Linked DNA regions of Homo sapiens: region 1 is linked to region 2. Evidence: read pairs that join two places in POLR2A ChIA-PET (ENCODE). Cell type or tissue: IMR-90. All regions are shown on one strand. Each heading gives the region's core, and the rest is flanking DNA. Links, peaks and the distances in the headings are about the cores only.

Region 1 (8,754 bases), core at 3,480-5,979, 110 kb after region 2:
AATAGGGAATAAGTAGATAGATTTGGGCAATATTTAGGAGGTAGACAGGGGCAGGACAAGGTATCTGATTAAATGGTGGGTGGATTGGTTAGGGAGAGGTGAAGTGAAGCATGAAATTTGTGTGGCGGCTGGGCGTGGTGGCTCACGCCTGTAATCCCAGCACTTTGGGAGACCAAGGTGAGAGGATCACCTGAGATCAGGAGTTCAAGACTTTGAGACCAACCTGACCAACATGGCGAAACCCTGTCTCTACACAAAATACAAAAATTAACCAGGCATGGTGGTGCATGCGTGTAACCCCAGCTACTTGGGAGGCTGAGGCAGGAGAATTGCTTGAACCCAGGAGGTGGAGGTTGCAGTGAGCCGAGATTGCGCCATTGCACTCCAGCCTGGGTGACAAGAGTGAAACTCCATCTCAAAAAAAAAAAAAAAAAAAAAAATAATTGTGTGGCTTGAACAATAAGGTAGATGATATAGTTACTATCACACTATAAATATATTAAGAACTATGTAATAGGGCAAATAGTGATTTAAATGGCAGTCTTGTCATTACATAAGTTAATTAGCATAACAAGGAATAATTTAAAGCTAATGTATTAGTATTAAAACTAATATTTAGGTCCAGATTCAGCAAATGAACAATTCCTCATTTGGAATTGTATGTTACTAGTACAAGATAAGTATGAAGAGGATTTCTAAGCTTTTTAGATGCTGAAATAGTTGCTGTGTTTGTGAGAACCTCAGTAATTTAAGTTTCTGCATTTGCTCTCTAAATAAAAACGTATCTAAGGAAATTTTTTTTAAAAAATTAAGAAAACTTCTTTTTAGAGACATTATCTCACTATGTTGCTCAGGCTGGTCTCAAACTCCTGGATTTAAACAATCCTTCTGCCTCAGCCTTCAAATTAGCTGGGACTGCAGGCATGCACCACCACACCTGGCTTCAGAACTTGTCTTTTGAGTTTGCAGATTTTTGTGTCTTTGACTTGATAAGTTAATTTTTATTCTCCCTAAAATTGTGCTGCTGTTTTTCATGTAGTAGGTTTAAGGGAAACTGTCTCTACTTTAAATGTGGAAAAAAGAAAGCCCAGTGGAGAGAGCCTGTCTTTATCTTATATATATGAAGTTGGGAGAGCATATTTCTTTGCCAAAGTGGAGAATATTTCTTTGGAGGAGTTTGTGATCCCTCACCTCAGTTTTGTGCTTCATTGTATGCAACATACATAGCATGTGTTTTGCAATGTATATTTGGTTTAAGTGAGTCCTCCTTAGTTTTATTCAGATGTATTTAACTGTTGAATTAGAGGAAGAATCAAGTTTTGAGATGACTTCCTGTAAGGCAAACCCATCATATTTTCTTTAAGTTTAAAGATTTAAGCAACAGGGTTTGTGAATTTACTATACTATTTCAGGTTCCTTAGTATGCTAAGTGCCTTCAATAAATCCCAGGAAGCCGGTGAAGGGCAGGAATTGTTTTGGTGTAAGGAGCAAAAAGGAGTTTCTATAATGTAGGAAATGAATGTAGCTGTTCTCTTTCAGGGCTGGGTCTAGTGGTCTAAAGTTCAACTGAATGGGCATGATTGAGGCATCCTCAAGTATTAAATAGACCCATAGCTCTCTGTTCCAGGAAGGGGAGGAGAGCAGTCCAAGCCAAGGGAGGATCTTGAGACTTGAAGAAGACTACTGGGGGTTTGAGAGGGTATGGGTAGGTGATATTTAAGATTTCTGGCTTTTTCCTGCAAGCAGTGGCTTAAAGGGCAACACCTTAGGAGACAAATCAGATACATACATTAAAACAAATCCCTCTGTTAGGGTCTTCCTACCTCTAAGGACTATCTGTCTAGCATACTGTTGCATGATTCAGGACTATGTTCTCTCTCCTACCTCGTCAGGCTCCATAGCTTTGTGTATAAGACCCTTTATGATCCAGCCACTGCCACATTTTCTACCCTCATCTTTCCTCCTGTTGATCTTGCCACTTTATTTCCTAGAAGCGCTAACCTTATAGTTACTTCAATTTACCGTGCTTTTTCATGCCTCTAAGCTTTTACATATGCTATAATTTCTTCCCAGAATGCCCTTATTCTTTTGTCTTGCTTGGCAAACTACAATTCATTAAAAAAACCTATCTCAGATGTTTCTTTTGGGAAGTCTTTCTTGACATTGGATTCCCCATATTAATAATAACAGCAGCAGCAGCAGCAGCAAAAACTTACATAGAATGTATTAGGCACCATTATAAGTCCCTTGCTTATGTTAACTCACAACAATTCAATGAAGTAGACTATTATTACTCCCATTTTACTGATGAAGAAATAGTAGCACAGATATACTTAAGTAAATCCACCATGAACATAGAGCAAGGCCAGACATGGTGGGTCACGCCTATAATCCCAGCACTTTGGGAGGCCAAAGCAGGTAGATCACTTGAGGTCAGCAGTTCGAGACTGGCCTGCACAAAGTGGTGAAAACCTGTCTCTGCTAAAAATACAAAAATTAGCTGGGCGGGATGGCGCACGTCTGTAGTCCCAGCTACTCGGGAGGCTGAGGCAGGAGAATGGCTTGAACCTGGGAGGTGGAGGTTGCAATGAGCCAAGATTGTGCCTCTGCACTCCAGCCTGGGTGACAGAATGAGATGAGACTCTGTCTCAAAAAAAAAAAAAAAAAAAAAAAAAAAGTAATAGAGCATAGAGCAGAACAGATCATACTTTTAACTAGTATATTATACTGCTGTTTGCTGTCACTTCTGCTTTTGAGCTCTTCATATCTTTAACATTTATTTCTGTTTTTACATTTATTGTGCCATACATTTGTTTAGATATTTGTTTCATTGAAAAAAGGTGTGTTTGTTGAATTCATGCCTTTTTTCAATGGAGTAGAGAAATCCTACTCCTCTGTATCCCTAATTCCTTCAGGCAAATGTTACAGTAGGGAGCAGCAGGGATTTAGGTGGAAGGAAGGATGTATATCCTGCCTAAAAGCACTTCCACTAAAATTTAAAAACTGTATGACACTTTCTATGGAAGAGATTCAGTTAGTTGCTATTATGTAATCTTTGGAATAAAACATTGTAAGTGCTTAAATGTTTGTTCAGTGAAATGTAGTTCATTTCCTAGCCTAAGATAAGTAAAGGGGATGAGAGTACCCTTAAGGTAATATTAATTAATATTTTGTTAATGGTTTTCATTCAAGAGGGCAAGGGCAGAGATGCTGTAGATGGATGAAAACACAGAATGGATAGTATCATAGGACCAACAGGTTTATATGCCCACTGTGCCGTAACAGACTAATACACCAAGACAGCAGGGTTTGTAGCAGAGAAAAGAGTTTAATGGGCCTGGCGAGGTAGCTCACGCCTGCAATCCCAGCACTTTGGGAGGCTGACATGGGCAGATCACGAGGTCAGGAGATCGAGACCATCCTGGCTAATACAGTGAAACCCCATCTCTACTAAAAATACAAAAACAAAAAATTAGCCGGGTATGGTGGCGCCTGTAGTCCCAGCTACTCAGGAGGCTGAGGCAGGAGAATGGCATGAACCCAGGAGGTGGAGGTTGCAGTGGGCCGGGATCGCGCCACTGCACTCCAGCCTGGGCGACAGAGCAGGACTCCGTCTCAAAAAAAAAAAAAAAAAAAAGGGTTTAATGATTGCAGGGCACTGAGTGAAGAGATGGGAGGAGGCCTTGAAATCCATTTTTCCAAAAAATTCTGGGCTGGGTTTTTTTTGTTTGTTTTGTTTTTGTTTTTAAGAAAGGGTCTCTGTTGCTTAGCTGTAGTGCAGTGGTGCATCATGGCTTACTACAGCTTCAACCTCCTGGGCTCAAGTGATCCTCCTGCTTCAGCCTTCTAAGTAGCAGGGACTACAGGCACACACCAACACATCCAGCTAAATTTTTATTTTTTGTAGAGACAAGGTCTGGCTATGTTGCCCAGACTAGTCTTGAACTCCAAGTGATCCTCCCACTTTGGCCTCTGGAAGGCCATACTCTGGGATTACAGATGTGAGTTACTGTGCCCAGCCTGGGCTAGGATTTTTAAGGGGATCGTGGAGGGAAAGGAGCTGGAAATTTGTGGTCTTTGATTGGTTGGGGTAAGGGGGATAAAATCATCAGCATATGGAAACTGTACTGTTTGGTGAGTCAGCTTCTTGGTGGGAGTCTTTCATAGTAGCTGATGTCAGTAGTTTCATTGGTACACAGGACCTGAAAGAGTATTCAAATGGAAAACTTAACATTTCATAATGTTCAGGTTGTTACCTATAGAGCAGTTAAGGGGAGCTATAATCTAGTAACAGGGTCTGTGTGATTCTAGGACAGTAGGCACCAAACAACTATGAGGAAGCAGGTCAGAGAGTGAGCTGACCTCATGATTAATGCTGAATGTGCTGCCAGCTTGGTTTATTTTCATTTCTAGCCCTCCTTTCTTTCCTGATTAATTTTATAAGGTTTATAGGGACCGTTTCAGTGAGGCTACATTTGTCCTTTTAGCTTGTGATTTTCTCTTCTATTCTTTCCCCAGTGTTCATTAACAATTGGTTCTGTGGCATTTATAGTCCTCATTACATATGCAGATGTTGCCTGGTAGAGCATTGTGGCCTGAGCAATAGAGTAAGTTCTCAGAAATGGCAAGAGGCAAGGGTTGAAACAGAGTTTCTGCTTTGCTCAGTCTACTTTAACTCTCAGAAAGAGATAAAGAAAGGGGGAAAAAAGGATACAGTGGCTGTCTTAACTTGGACTAACATAACAAAATACCACAGACTATGTGGCTTCAACCGGAGTAATTTATTTTCTCATAGTTCTGGAGGCTGAGAAGTCCAAGATCAAAATGCCAGCTGATTCATTTTCTGGTGAGGGCTGCCCTCCTTGGCTTGTAGACAGCTGCATTCTTGCTGTGTCCTCACATGGTTGAGAAAGAGAGAGAAAGAGCAAGCCCTCTGTTATCTCTTCTTATCAGGGCACTGATTCCATCCTGAGAGCCCCACCCTTATGACTTCATCTAAACCTGATTATCCCCCAAAAGCCCCATCTTCAAGGTATGGATATGGGGAGGGACACAATTCAGTCTGTAGCAGTGGTGTAATAATTTTTTGGTGACTTTCTTGTATCTTAAGATTTTGGCCATTATTAATAATGCTTTGGAGACCCTTTACTGAAGAGGAAATTTTTTCCTTGTTTTATATCTGACCATAGATAGTTACTAGGATTTTTAAAATAAAAACTCCAGATGTCATAGTAATAATTTTCAGATACCACAGCCTTTCCTCACAGATTATGTTACTTTGGCTTCAATAAAGGTTTTCCCCGCTTCTGTATTCCATCTCCCTTCTTTTTGGGAGCCTTTTTATGGCCTTATTTATTGTTGCATCAGTTTTAGTGTGGGCTTTTCTGTTTTGCAGGTGGAGACCACGTAGCTTTGCAAGGCCAGAGTTAATGAAGATCTTATATAATTCACTGAATGATTCCTTTAAACGCCTTATTTATCCTCTTCTCTGTAGAGAATTCAGGTATATATCTTGTCTTGTTTAATTTTGTGTACTGATTATTGTTATATGATACTAGTACCATTACAGTGTGTAGCTAATGTTTGTTGATTGATTAACCAATCGAAAGAATTTAGTCAGCATCACAAAGTGTTAAAGTTAAGGCTTGATTTCAATCTGTAGATGCATTCACATGCATAGATCATAAAAATAGTTCTTAATTATGATATGTTTTTCAAATCTTGACCACTTAATGTGTACCCCTTGAAATCCTGCAATACTAGTCTTGCAGCTGGAGGCAGTTTTTAGAGGTAAGAGAGCCAAAGAAAGCATAAGGAAATCAGTAGGGTACATGATGAATCAATTACTTTGTTTTTAACTCCAAATGGGAGTTATTTGGATGAAAAATTATCAGCAATGATAAATATTAGGAGATTATTAAAATGGCAATGTGAACGGACTAATAGAAGGACTAAGTAATATAGATGAAAACTGCAAAAGAGGTGAGGTGCAGAATTGTTTTCAGGACAGAAGATGGAAAGAAAAGAAATGTAGGGAGGCAAAACTCCTCTCTCTTGCTTCTCTGTAACCCTTGTTTTTGCACCCAATCTTTAGAAACTAGACATTCCCTAATTCATTCCTTCCAAAATATTATAGATTATCTTCATTCTCATTTCTTTGTAGGTTTCAGCAAGGGCTACTTGAAAACTGTAGTTTTGTAGCCATCTCTTCAACCTCTCTAGAATTTTTAGCAGCCTATGTAGGGCTTGTTTCTCTTTTGCTGGACTTGACCATTGAATTAAGATGGGTTCAGAGCAGGGAGTGAGCAGGTACTATTAAAAAAGACACATAGTCCTGTTGTCCAATTTCTTTTTACCAAAGTCATTTAATCTCTTGTTACATCCATTTTAGCCTAGATGTAGCCTAAAAATATTGTTCCTTTTAGAATTGTATTTCACTTCAAGCTGTCTAACATCGCTTGCTTTTGAGAGCTAGGGCATACACTTTAAAAATTAGGAATTTGGTTCTTCCTGAAGGAAAAAATTATGTTATTTAAAATTTCAATTTCTTTTTGTATGTTTTTCTTTTTATTGTTTTCTCATGTTGCTTATGTCTAGTGGCACTTTTGACATTTTTTGCATATATTTTTGATTTGAGTAGCTTCACTGCATGTGGAATAATTTCATCAAGGTTTAATGTAAACAGTTTGATGTGGGATCATTTAATGTATAAACTGTTTCTGAATTCCATTAGCAGTAGATAAGCAAGAGTACTTTCTCTTTCTTTTTCTAAAATGCCCATGGTTAAAATAATATAACTTATTTCAGTTTATAAGTTAGTTTGCAGGTATTATCTACAGATACGCCTCCTGATAGGAATACTTAACCTGAATAGCAGTTAAAGAGGAGGACACTCCCACTTGGTTTGTTTTTTAGACCATTTTATTTTGCAGTCACTTAATTTGGTTGACTGTATACTATGCATAGCCTACGTCTGCATATCTTATTCCCGTGACTGTCATGATCATTCATCCATGTGTCATTTTTCACATCTATCTCTGTCATCAGTTCTACATTGTCAGTTACAAAGTGCTATCTATTTTGCCATCTTTTATTATAACTTGAATTTTTCCTCCCCTTTATCTCCGTGGTGACTGTCTTAATTCAGGACATCATCATTTTTTGTCTGGATTACTGAACTAGCGTCATAGATGATCTTGGTCTTCTGTCTTGTCTTTTCCAATGCATATTACAAATCGCCCTTTCAAAATTCTCATCTCACAATTTCATGCTTGTATACTTCTTTCAGCTGATCTTGTTTGTCTCCAGGATAGAATCCAAGCTCTTGAGAAGAACATGCATGACCCTTTGTGATCTGTTTTTTTCTTGCCTCTACTTCTGTCTCGCTGTTTCTTTTTACTTTAGCATACGAAATTACTTGCTGTTTCTATGATGAGCCATGAGCCTTTACATATGCTGTTTCCATTGTCCGGGATATTTTCTCCCTGCCCACTGTGCCTACTTTTGTTTGCATCCCATGTGACATTCAAATGTGCGTACACTCTCTGTCTTTCTCACATATACACATATTTATAAATATGGGTTTTATATACAGTAGAGAGCAGATAGAGAGGTAATGTAGGTATGATAAACTTACAAGACTTGCTTCAGAATTGCTTGTGGTATCATATTACTGTGATTAGTGAAAATAGACTCAATATAATTTTTGTATATTTTTCTCTTAAGTTATATTGTTATAATAAATTATCCTTTGAGAAATAATTGTACAAAATGAATTCTGCTCCTTTTCTGGAAAGAAAATTTGGGTGAATGAAAAACTTTTTCTTTTCTTCTATTTCTAAAGAGCCAAACTAACATCAGATGCAGAGAAGGAATCAGTAATGATGTTTGGACGGAACCTTCGTCAGCTCCTTTTAACAAGCCCTGTTCCAGGGCGCACCTTAATGGGAGTGGATCCTGGTTATAAACATGGTTGCAAATTAGCTATAATTTCTCCTACTAGTAAGTTGTCTTGCAATTTTCCATGTAAAAGTTGTTTGGTTGGTTATAAGTTTCACTTCATACATTTCATGAGGATTTGGAAATAATGTTAATTTTAAAGGCTTAAAAAGTGGTTTTCTCACATACAGGGGTGTTGGGAACCAGATAATCAAACTTCATTTTTCTCTCATTTGTTGATCAAACTCCTCAATATACAACTATCATTTATATGCTTCCTATATCTCAGTAGAGATATTGAGGATTAATTAGGCTCGGACTTGAACTCTATTAATTCCCCATCAGATTCTATTATTGTGATGCATTTATATATGATGCATTTTAATTCTGCTTATATTTTAAATACCAAAAGACATTTTTATTGTTTTGCTCAATTTTTTTTCCTGTTTACTTACATTTACACTGATATTCTTCATTTCTTTTGCATTTCCGTGCTTCCATTTGAGATCATTTTCTTTCTGCCTGAAGAACTCTATGCTATTACTTTTAATGAGTCACATTGTCTTAGTTTTAGTTTGTCTGAAAACATCTCTGTTTTGCCTTCATTTTTGAAGAATATTTTTTGCTTGGTGTAGAATTCAAGATTGGCAGTTACTTTCAGTACTTTAAAGATGTCATTCTTTTTTTTTTTTTTGGCTACTGTAATTTTTGTTGAGAAGTCAGCCAAACTGTGGTTATTTGTTATTGTTCCTTTGAAGGTAATATGTCCTTTTCCTCTGGCTGCTAAGATTTTCTCTTTGTGTTTCTCAGTTTTCT
Region 2 (8,754 bases), core at 3,658-6,157:
CCATGTTGGCCAGGCTGGTCTTGAACTCCTGACATCAAGTGATACGCCCACCTTGGCCTCCCCAAGTTCTGGAATTACAGGCATGAGCCACCATGCCCGGCCGATATACATTTTAATTTTCACAGATACTACCTTTTTGCTTTCCAAAAAGGTGCCGCTAATTTATATTTCTACGAACAGAGTAGGACAAGGCCTAGTTTCTTCCTGCCCTCCCTGAAACTGATGTGATCAGATCAGTCTTTTCAAGTAGCCATTTCTCCCTTTTTTATACCTTGGGGACAAGCACCAGGACCTCTCTATTGGAGCCCCCACTGTATCAAGCTCAGTCCAGTCCCAGGCACAGAGCAGAGGCTTCAGCCACGCTGCGCGGTAAGAGAACACAGCCCAGCACTGAGGCTGGCCACATGAGAGACTTGTGAAGGAGTGCTCCCTCCGGGTTCTAAAACACATTCCTGATGGGCCTAATTCATTCTCCAGGCGAAAAGGAGGCTTTCTTAGTCTAAAACACTGCTGTAAATCCCACCCACAAGGGGACAGCCACATGACTCCATTTTCCTGCTTGTTTCTGAATCACTGTCTTATCTGTCTTCCTCCCCTTTTCCCCTTAAAATAGTTGGCTTTACGGTTGTCTGTGCACAGTCATATGATAAGCAGTGATAAAGAAAAATTTTTAAAGAGCCAAGTAGGGATAAGGAAGCAATGAGAAAGAGACACGTTCTCTTGTGTGAGGGGGTGGGCTTCTAAGACACAAGTTTCCTAGAAACAAAACCCACAGATTAATTTTAAATCTTCAGTCCCAACAATGTGAAAGAATGAGGCAGACTATTTGGCTAAGAAACCCAAATGTTGCTTAGTGTGATCAGGGACTTGGGGAAATAAGGTCTGAGTCCCATTCTAGTCCCTACCAAGAGGCACCCTTTATCCTCGGTTTCTCCATTTGTAAACTGTATACGAAAGGGCCGTCCCCCTCCCTGAATCCCAAAGTGGTTCATCACTATTACTTACATGTGTGTGACATGTTTTTCTTTTCGGATGCATATTAAATGAGTCTCACAACTCCGTGAGATAAGCAGGGCCAATGTGACTATTCCCATTTTACAGCTGAGGAAGCTGGAGCTCAGAGAGGTTTCAGCTTCATCAAGGTCACACAGCTCATTAGCACCGAGAGGGTGAAAAGTGAACTAGCAAACTGTGAATGTAGTACTTTATGAATATATGCTAGCCTATAAATGCTTGACAGTGGGCAGCAAATAGACATTTGGCAAACCACAGCCATTTCCTATGTAACTCATTATAAGGAGAAAGACCATCCGTCTAGGACACACCACTGAGATGACAAGCAACCCCTAGCCCCAAGTAACTGTCGGACATAAAGAATTATAAACCAAATGGATTCTTCGACAATATCTTCAGTCCCAAACCACATCATCCACAATTTATATTTTACAATAGTATTATAATAGCAATAGCAAACATTTTTGTGTGTTCTATCACATGACAAGCACTTTTCTCACCCAGGCTGGAGTGCATTGGCGCCATCTCAGTCACTGCAGCTTCCACCTCCCAGGTTCAAGCGATTCTCCTGCCTCAGCCTCCTGAGTAGCTGAGAGTACAGGCGCTCACCACCATCCCCGGCTAATTTTTGTATTTTTAGTACAGACGGGGTTTCTCCATGTTGGCCAGGCTGGTCTCGAACTCCTGACCTCAAGTGATACAACCGCCTCGGCCTCTCAAAGTGCTGGGATTCCAGACATAAGCCACCGTGCCCAGCCGTGACAAGAACTTTTCTATGCACTTTCTATGCATTATATTATTTATTTCAAACACAATTAGATAGATAGTACTGACTTAGTTTTACAGATGAAGAAACCTCAGAGAGGTTACACAACTTGTCAAAAGGTCACACGACTGGTTCAGTGGTGGGACCAGGATTAGAATCCATCTCCCTGTCATATAAAGCCCTTCCACTTAACCACAGTGCCACTTGGTTCCATATCTGGTGGTTGTGCTGCATCCTTTTTCACTTTTTTTTTTTTGAAGTTAAAACATATATAATAACAAGGAAAACTAGGTGTGGAGGTGAGGGGGTATATGGGAACTCAGTACTTTCTGCCCTATTTTTTTATAAACCTAAAACTGCTCTAAAAAATAAACATAACTAATTTTTAACAATAATGCTGAAGTAAAAGATAAAAATCCTCCTCATGTGTTGGCCTTTTCCTTTTTTAAAGTTCATACAGGTGTGTGCGTGCATGCAATTTTTTTTACAATACTACACTCTCTTCAGTTATGGAAGAAAGGAGAATACCCTAGTGCAAATACCCAAAGGAAGTCTATTATTTAGATCAATATTATAAATTCATGTTAAAATTTTACTTAACCAGGCTGGGCATGGTGGCTCACGCCTATAATCCCAGCACTTTGGGAGGCCGAAGTGAGAGGATCACTTGATGCCAGGAGTTTGAGATCAGCCTGGGGAACACAGTGAGACTCCATCTCGATAAAAAAAAATTTTTTTTTGAGACAGAGTCTCAACCTGTTACCCAGGCTGGAGTGCAGTGGTGTGATCTCGGCTCACCGCAACCTCCCCCTCCAGGGTTCAAGCTATTCTCGTGCCTCAGCCTCCCAAGTAGCTGGGATTACAGGTGTGTGCCACCACATCCGGCTACTTTTTGTATTTTTAGTAGAGATGGGGTTTCACCATGTTGGCCAGGCTGGTCTCGAACTCCTGACCTCAGGTGATTCGCCCGCCCCGGCCTCCCAAAGTGCTGGGATTACAGGCATGAGCCACTGTACCCAGCCTCTACAAAAAACTTTTAAAAATTAGCTAGGCATGGTAGTGTGTGCCTATAATCCCAGCTACTTGGGAGGCTGAGGCAAGAGGATCCCTTGACCCCATGAGTTCAAGGTTGCAGTGAGTTATGATCACACCACTGCATTCTAGCCTGGGTGACAGAGGAAGACCCCCACTTAAATAAATTTGTTTTTAAATTTAACCAATCAAGCATCTGTTATGTGTGGGGCAATATGCCAAGCATTAGCACAAAAAGGCAGGAGTTTTACCCTCAGGAACAGACCTCTTCTGTGTCTGCTAAAGAAAAGAGAGAAAGCATCAACACTGGGCATCAGTAATTTTAAACGGAGGGCACAAACAGTAAATGTTACCGCAATTCCAAGAGCCAAAAGAGCTGTAGCCTGGAGAATTCTGGGAATGATCGCCCAAAGAGAAGGGGATTTGGATGGCTGGTTAGAGTATCCCAGGGATGGGGATATGGGAGAGCAGAGCACAAAGAAGGGATAGAAAGAGTTTGGGTATGAAAGTTAGAAACAAGCCCTCAAGCAGAAGGTTCCTACCCCAGAGGATAAGAGATCCACCTGGCAGAAAATGGAAGCCGGGGAGGTGCAAACCACACAGGGCCCTGGATGTCTGGAGGGATGAGCAGACTTCACTATGTAGGCAACTGGGGCTGGCAGGAGACAATGGTGGGTTCTGAGCAACCGGAAGGGTATTTAGTGCCATGATCCCCACACAACTCATACACAAATCCCCTGGATTCCAGGGAACCAGACTAATAAAGATATAAAAACCCCTCCTATAGCTGTCTCCATGAATTAGTACTCAGGCACCTGGAGCTTAAATGGGATATTCTTTTCTAAAACGAAGGAAATATTTTTTAAAACCAGCTAGGTAGTCATGGCCAGGAATTGTGCACCTTCTATGAACAGAGCCCTGATATTCACCATCAGGGGAGGAGAAGGAAGCGGTCCTGTAGCAGGCTAATGGCAGGGAATAAACTTCAAACGTTAAGGTAGGAGGCCTTCTCCATGACTCTAGAAGCCCTAGAAAGGGGTCCCTCATCAAAAATATGTTACCTACTTACACCAAGGCTGGAATTATTTTAACAAGAGGCTACGTTTCCCTCCTCTGCCCTCACAGGGACAAGAGGACAAGCAGATCCATTCCTGGGCATGTTTCATTATTGGGGTAGTGGGAAGCAGAAGCCTAGGTTGCCAGCTTTAGCAAAGAAAAATCGAAGGCCAAGCTAAATTTGAATTGCATATGAACAACAAATACTTTTGTAGTATAAGAATGTCCCATGCAATACCTAGGACATATCTATAGAAAAAAAAGTATTCATTGTTTACCTGCAATTCAAATTTAACTGAGCATCCTGTATTTCCTCTGGCAACTCTGGGCTCAGTGCACCTGCAAGAGAAATAGGATGGTGTCATGAAGAAGCAAAGAAGACAAAGGAGCATGGGTACCAAAGAGAAACTTTTTTTTCTACTTCAAGACGTGGTGACTCTGCAGAAGCTCACAGTTGCTCATCAACTGGGGCAGAGAGTTGATGCTTACTTAAATGCCCAAACATTTCACCTACATCTATCTTATTTAATCCTCACAGCAACTCAACAAACTGCAAAAGATGACTGTTATTAACCCTTTTTTTAAATTAGCAAACAGAAGTTTGAGGAGGTTAAGTGAATTTTCTCAAAGTCACAAAGCTACAAAGCAGAAGAACAAGACCTCCTGCTCTTGGGTGAATTCTGAATGTTTTAAAGGAAGAAAAGGATTTCTATGGTTGCAAAGAAGAAGAAAAAGCAATTTCTGAGAAGTGATCCTCTTCTACTTGCCACATATATTTTTGTTACTTAAATGTAAATTATGTAAAATGAAATCCGAGCTTAAAGATCAAGGCTCTTAACAATTACAAGTAAATGCATATTTCCTCACTGAGAGTACAGTAATCTTTTCAGAAGGCTGGCTATGCTTCAACTCTTGTTACTCTTTAGCAATTCCAACATCGTGGTGGAAAGCAAAGCTTTGCTCTCTAAAGGCAGCACCTTTGTGCACTGCCCAAATTTGGCCCAGGACAACTGAACAATCAGTGTGCACTGCATTAGAGGTTGGGCATATATAAGACTCACATGGTAGGAAAATGAAGTCAGATGCTTTGGCCCAGAGAAATGGGATATACACCTGGACCACACAAAATGGGATGTGAAAAAAAGCCTTAAGCCTCAGTTACCACACTAGGCCCACAAGCTAATGCAGAGGATGTTCAGGTCAAAATGCAACAATGTCTCAGCTTTTCAAATACACAAAAGGGAGCAATGAGACAGATGTCCCCAGTGACTAAGACAGAAGCCAGTCCAAGGGAAGGTAATCCATGTTCCCCTCACCTCCCACCCTAGGAGCTGTTTAAAAAGAACCAAGTGTGAAATTGTAGTTCTGTACACTTGGAATATAGCAAACCCAACTCCTGTTGCTCATTCATTTCCAAGAGGGAGGGACATAAGGACTGGAAAGGTTTTACTGGCAACCCTTCAGTTGGTTATTACTAATAAAATCCCCAAACAGAAGCACAATTTTACCTGCATCTAATAATAAACATTAATCACAGATAATTACCAATAATAAGTAGTTAACCATTGATCGCAAACTTGCTATAAGGTAGCTATTATTCCCATTTTATGGATGAGGAGACTGGTACATATAGGCTAAATTATTTGTCCAATATGCAGCCAAAACTGATAAAACTAGATTTCAAACCGAGGACTAACTCCAAAGCCCATTCTACTAGTTTTAGATCTGTGAACTTGGACAAACCACTATCCAATGACATGAAGGATGCTACAAAGTTATTCTCCATCCCTATCAGACCTATCAATAAACAAACAAAAGAAAATTAATTGGAAATGCAGCATGTGAGATTGTCAGCATAGATTTCCTGGATAATTAAAACTTCAATATATCACTAGTGATTTTGTTCAACACTTTGCTCCAAGCAAAGTTCCTAGAACATAGAAAGTACTCAATATATGTTTGTTGAATGGCTGGTTGGCTAGATGAATGGATAGATTAATGAATGAACATCCATTCTAGCTACTGTTCCCGTTCTTTGGATAGTTTGTTTTGGTTTTTGTTTTTTTAATCGGGCAATTTTTCTGGAGTGCATTCCTACTTTAATCTTAACTGGTCTCCTGACTGCCCTCATAACACAAAATGCTAAAAACTGCCTGTCCAACATTTTCTTTTTTTTTTTTGAGACGGAGTCTCGCTCTGTCACCCAGGCTAGAGCGCAGTGGCGTAACATCGGCTCACTGCAACTTCCGCCTCCTGGGTTCATGCCATTCTCCTGCCTCAGCCTCCCAAGTAGCTGGAACTACAGGTGCCTGCCACCACGCCTGGCTAATTTTTTGTATTTTTAGTAGAGATGGGGTTTCACTGTGTTAGCCAGGATGGTCTCGATCTCTTGACCTTGTGATCCGCCTGCCTCGGCCTCCCAAAGTGCTGGGATTACAGGCGTGAGCTGTCCAACATTTTCTATATTCTTCTTCCAGTTTAGAGGGGCTCCTTTCCCTGTCTATTTAGATCCCATTTTCCTCAAGGCCTGGCTCAAAATATTACCAAGAAGCCTCTGCCAACTAGCAGAACCCACATTAATTCCCCTCTCCTTTGAATTCCCACAGTTCTTCAAATTCACTGTTTTATAAAAGGGTGTTAATCTTGATTTTCCGAATGGCCCACTTGAGAATATCCATTTCTTTTTTCTAATTATAATGTTTTTCAAAATATGTCCACAAAACATGAGTTCTTAATGTTTCCCAAATAAAAGCATTCTATGATGAAATATTTTGGGGACATATCTGGTTAAACAGACGTGTACAACTCGCTTTGCGATAGACCATCTTGAGTCTTTAATACACTAATGTGCATTTGACTCTGTAACATTTCCCAACCTCTTTGATCACAGAGACCTGAAAATAAATAAGGCTCCCACTCCTTGAAAGTCAATCTGGCAAACGCTGGTCAATTATATGCTCCATCTTTAATGGCTGATTGATGATTCTCTCAGCTACCTAAACTGGTTGAGATAATCATCAGTGCAGAAGGCAGGGAGATAGGTTCATACACCTTACATTCTAGGAATTCTGCTTGCTTGCTTGCTTGCTTGCTTGCTTGTTTTCAGAGTACTCTTTGAGTGGCTTAATGATACAGAGAGAGGGCTCCATTTAAGAATTAAATTTATTTTTTGTGGGCCTTGAACAAAGGTAGGTAAAGAAGCAAGCTATCAAAAATAGCTTTGTGATTTCGATCACAACAAAGAAGAAAGGCAAAGAGGGAAAAAAAAAAGCAGGAGCTGGCCCTTTTGCAGGGGAGACAAGGCTAAACTTCATGGAGAATAATAAAGACAAACTATTATCAGGTGCGAAGGTTAACCGTAGCCAAGGCCCAGAATGTAGGGTCCAGGAGCTGAGTCAGGATCATTGTTAACAGGTGCCTTTACAGAGCATCTAGACTATCCTAACTCCTGATTTCACAGCTGGGAAATTAATAGGAGTCACCTGACTCCCCTATTCAATACATTTCATAGAGAGAGAAAAAAAATTAGCCAATCCAGTCCTGAAGAAGTGAGATCTAGGTTTCCCCAGGCTCTGAAAGGATTGTAGTAAGCTGTGCTTCTCGGTTGTAATTTTACAGATCATATATTTATGTTATTCTTTGATTAATGTCGTGTCTCCTAGTAGAGTGTATGCTCTCTGAGAGCAACGACCAGTTCTTGACATAGTGGGCATAGCACCTGGCATATTCAATAAATATTTGCTCAGTGAATGAAAGGACGGCCAGAACAATGAATGAATATACTACTCTGTCCACTGCTTTGAATCTTTTGTGAATTCTTTCTTTTTCAGCACTGTACCAAATGATGAACTTCTAAGAGCACAGACTCAGTCAGTCTGATTAAAGAATACTGACTATTTGAGCTTCTACAAGACAGATCCCAGAGAGCTAAAGGGGGGTAGAGGGGGACACTTCCTGTTCACGAGATGCTTATATCTGCCTGGGGAAAGAAGACTGGCAACAAAAGATGCCATAGTCTGAAAAAACAAATCTATTCAAAAAGGACATAAGCAAAATCAAAGACTATTTTTCTCCTCAATAATTAGTTCTAGATTCACTCATCATGATTTTTTAAAACTCTTCTAGGCTGGGGACAGTAGCTCACGCCTGTAATTCCAGCACTTTGGGAGGCCAAGGCGGGTGGATCATGAGGTGAGGAGATTGAGACCATCATGGCTAACATGGTGAAACCCCTTCCTTACTAAAAATACAAAAAAAAAAAAAAAAATTAGCTGGGCGTGGTGGCGGGCACCTGTAGTCCCAGCTACTCGGGAGGCTGAGGCAGAAGAATGGTGTGAACCCGGGAGGCGGAGCTTGCAGTGAGTAAAGATGGCACCATTGCACTCCAGCCTGGGCGACAGAGCGAGACTCCTTCTAAAAAAAAAAAAAAAAACAAAAAACAAAAAACAAAACAAAACAAAAAAAACTCTTCTTGAAGCCAGGCGCAGTGGCTCACTTCTCTTATATAATCCCAGAATTTTGGGAGGCTGAGGCGGGTGGATCACTTAAGGTCAGGAGTTTAAGACCACCCTGGCCAACATGGTGAAACCCTGTTTCTACTAAAAATACAGAAATTAGTCGGGTGTGGTGGCTCATGCTTGTAATCCCAGCTACTTGGGAGGCTGAGACAGGAGAATCGCTTGAACCCGGGAGGCAGAGGTTGCAGTGATCCGATATCATGCCACTGCACTCCAGCCTGGGCAACAGAGCAAGACTCCATCTCAAATTTTAAAAAACTCTTCTTAAGCTTGATTACATTTTTAGTCTTATCTATCTCTTGGGGTCAGGAGCTCAGTGAGTCTACTCCTTGCTGGCAAATACAGGTGACTTTTCACTAACATAAAACT

The links. Peaks named below come from ENCODE experiments on the same cell type or tissue, not always from the same donor. Only the 100,000 strongest peaks of a DNase experiment are listed, where the experiment ranks them.
Region 1: POLR2A ChIA-PET joins it to region 2 with 5 read pairs; 7 of 35 experiments call an interaction of 5 or more read pairs at or near these places.

Annotation. Positions count from the first base shown.
Region 1 is chr2:45,550,372-45,559,125 of GRCh38, reverse strand. It overlaps SRBD1 (S1 RNA binding domain 1), which reads left to right. Exons shown (of 21, transcript NM_018079.5): 11 at 5,396-5,503; 12 at 7,844-8,001. Among named protein-coding and RNA genes, the nearest start is that of SRBD1, 57 kb to the left of the region's middle. In IMR-90, for the core only: no CTCF peak of the experiment used is centred there; a DNase peak (open chromatin) is centred at 4,835.
Region 2 is chr2:45,661,077-45,669,830 of GRCh38, reverse strand. All of the region lies in intron 1 of PRKCE (protein kinase C epsilon), which reads right to left. Among named protein-coding and RNA genes, the nearest start is that of PRKCE-AS1, 10 kb to the left of the region's middle. In IMR-90, for the core only: no CTCF peak of the experiment used is centred there; no DNase peak of the experiment used is centred there.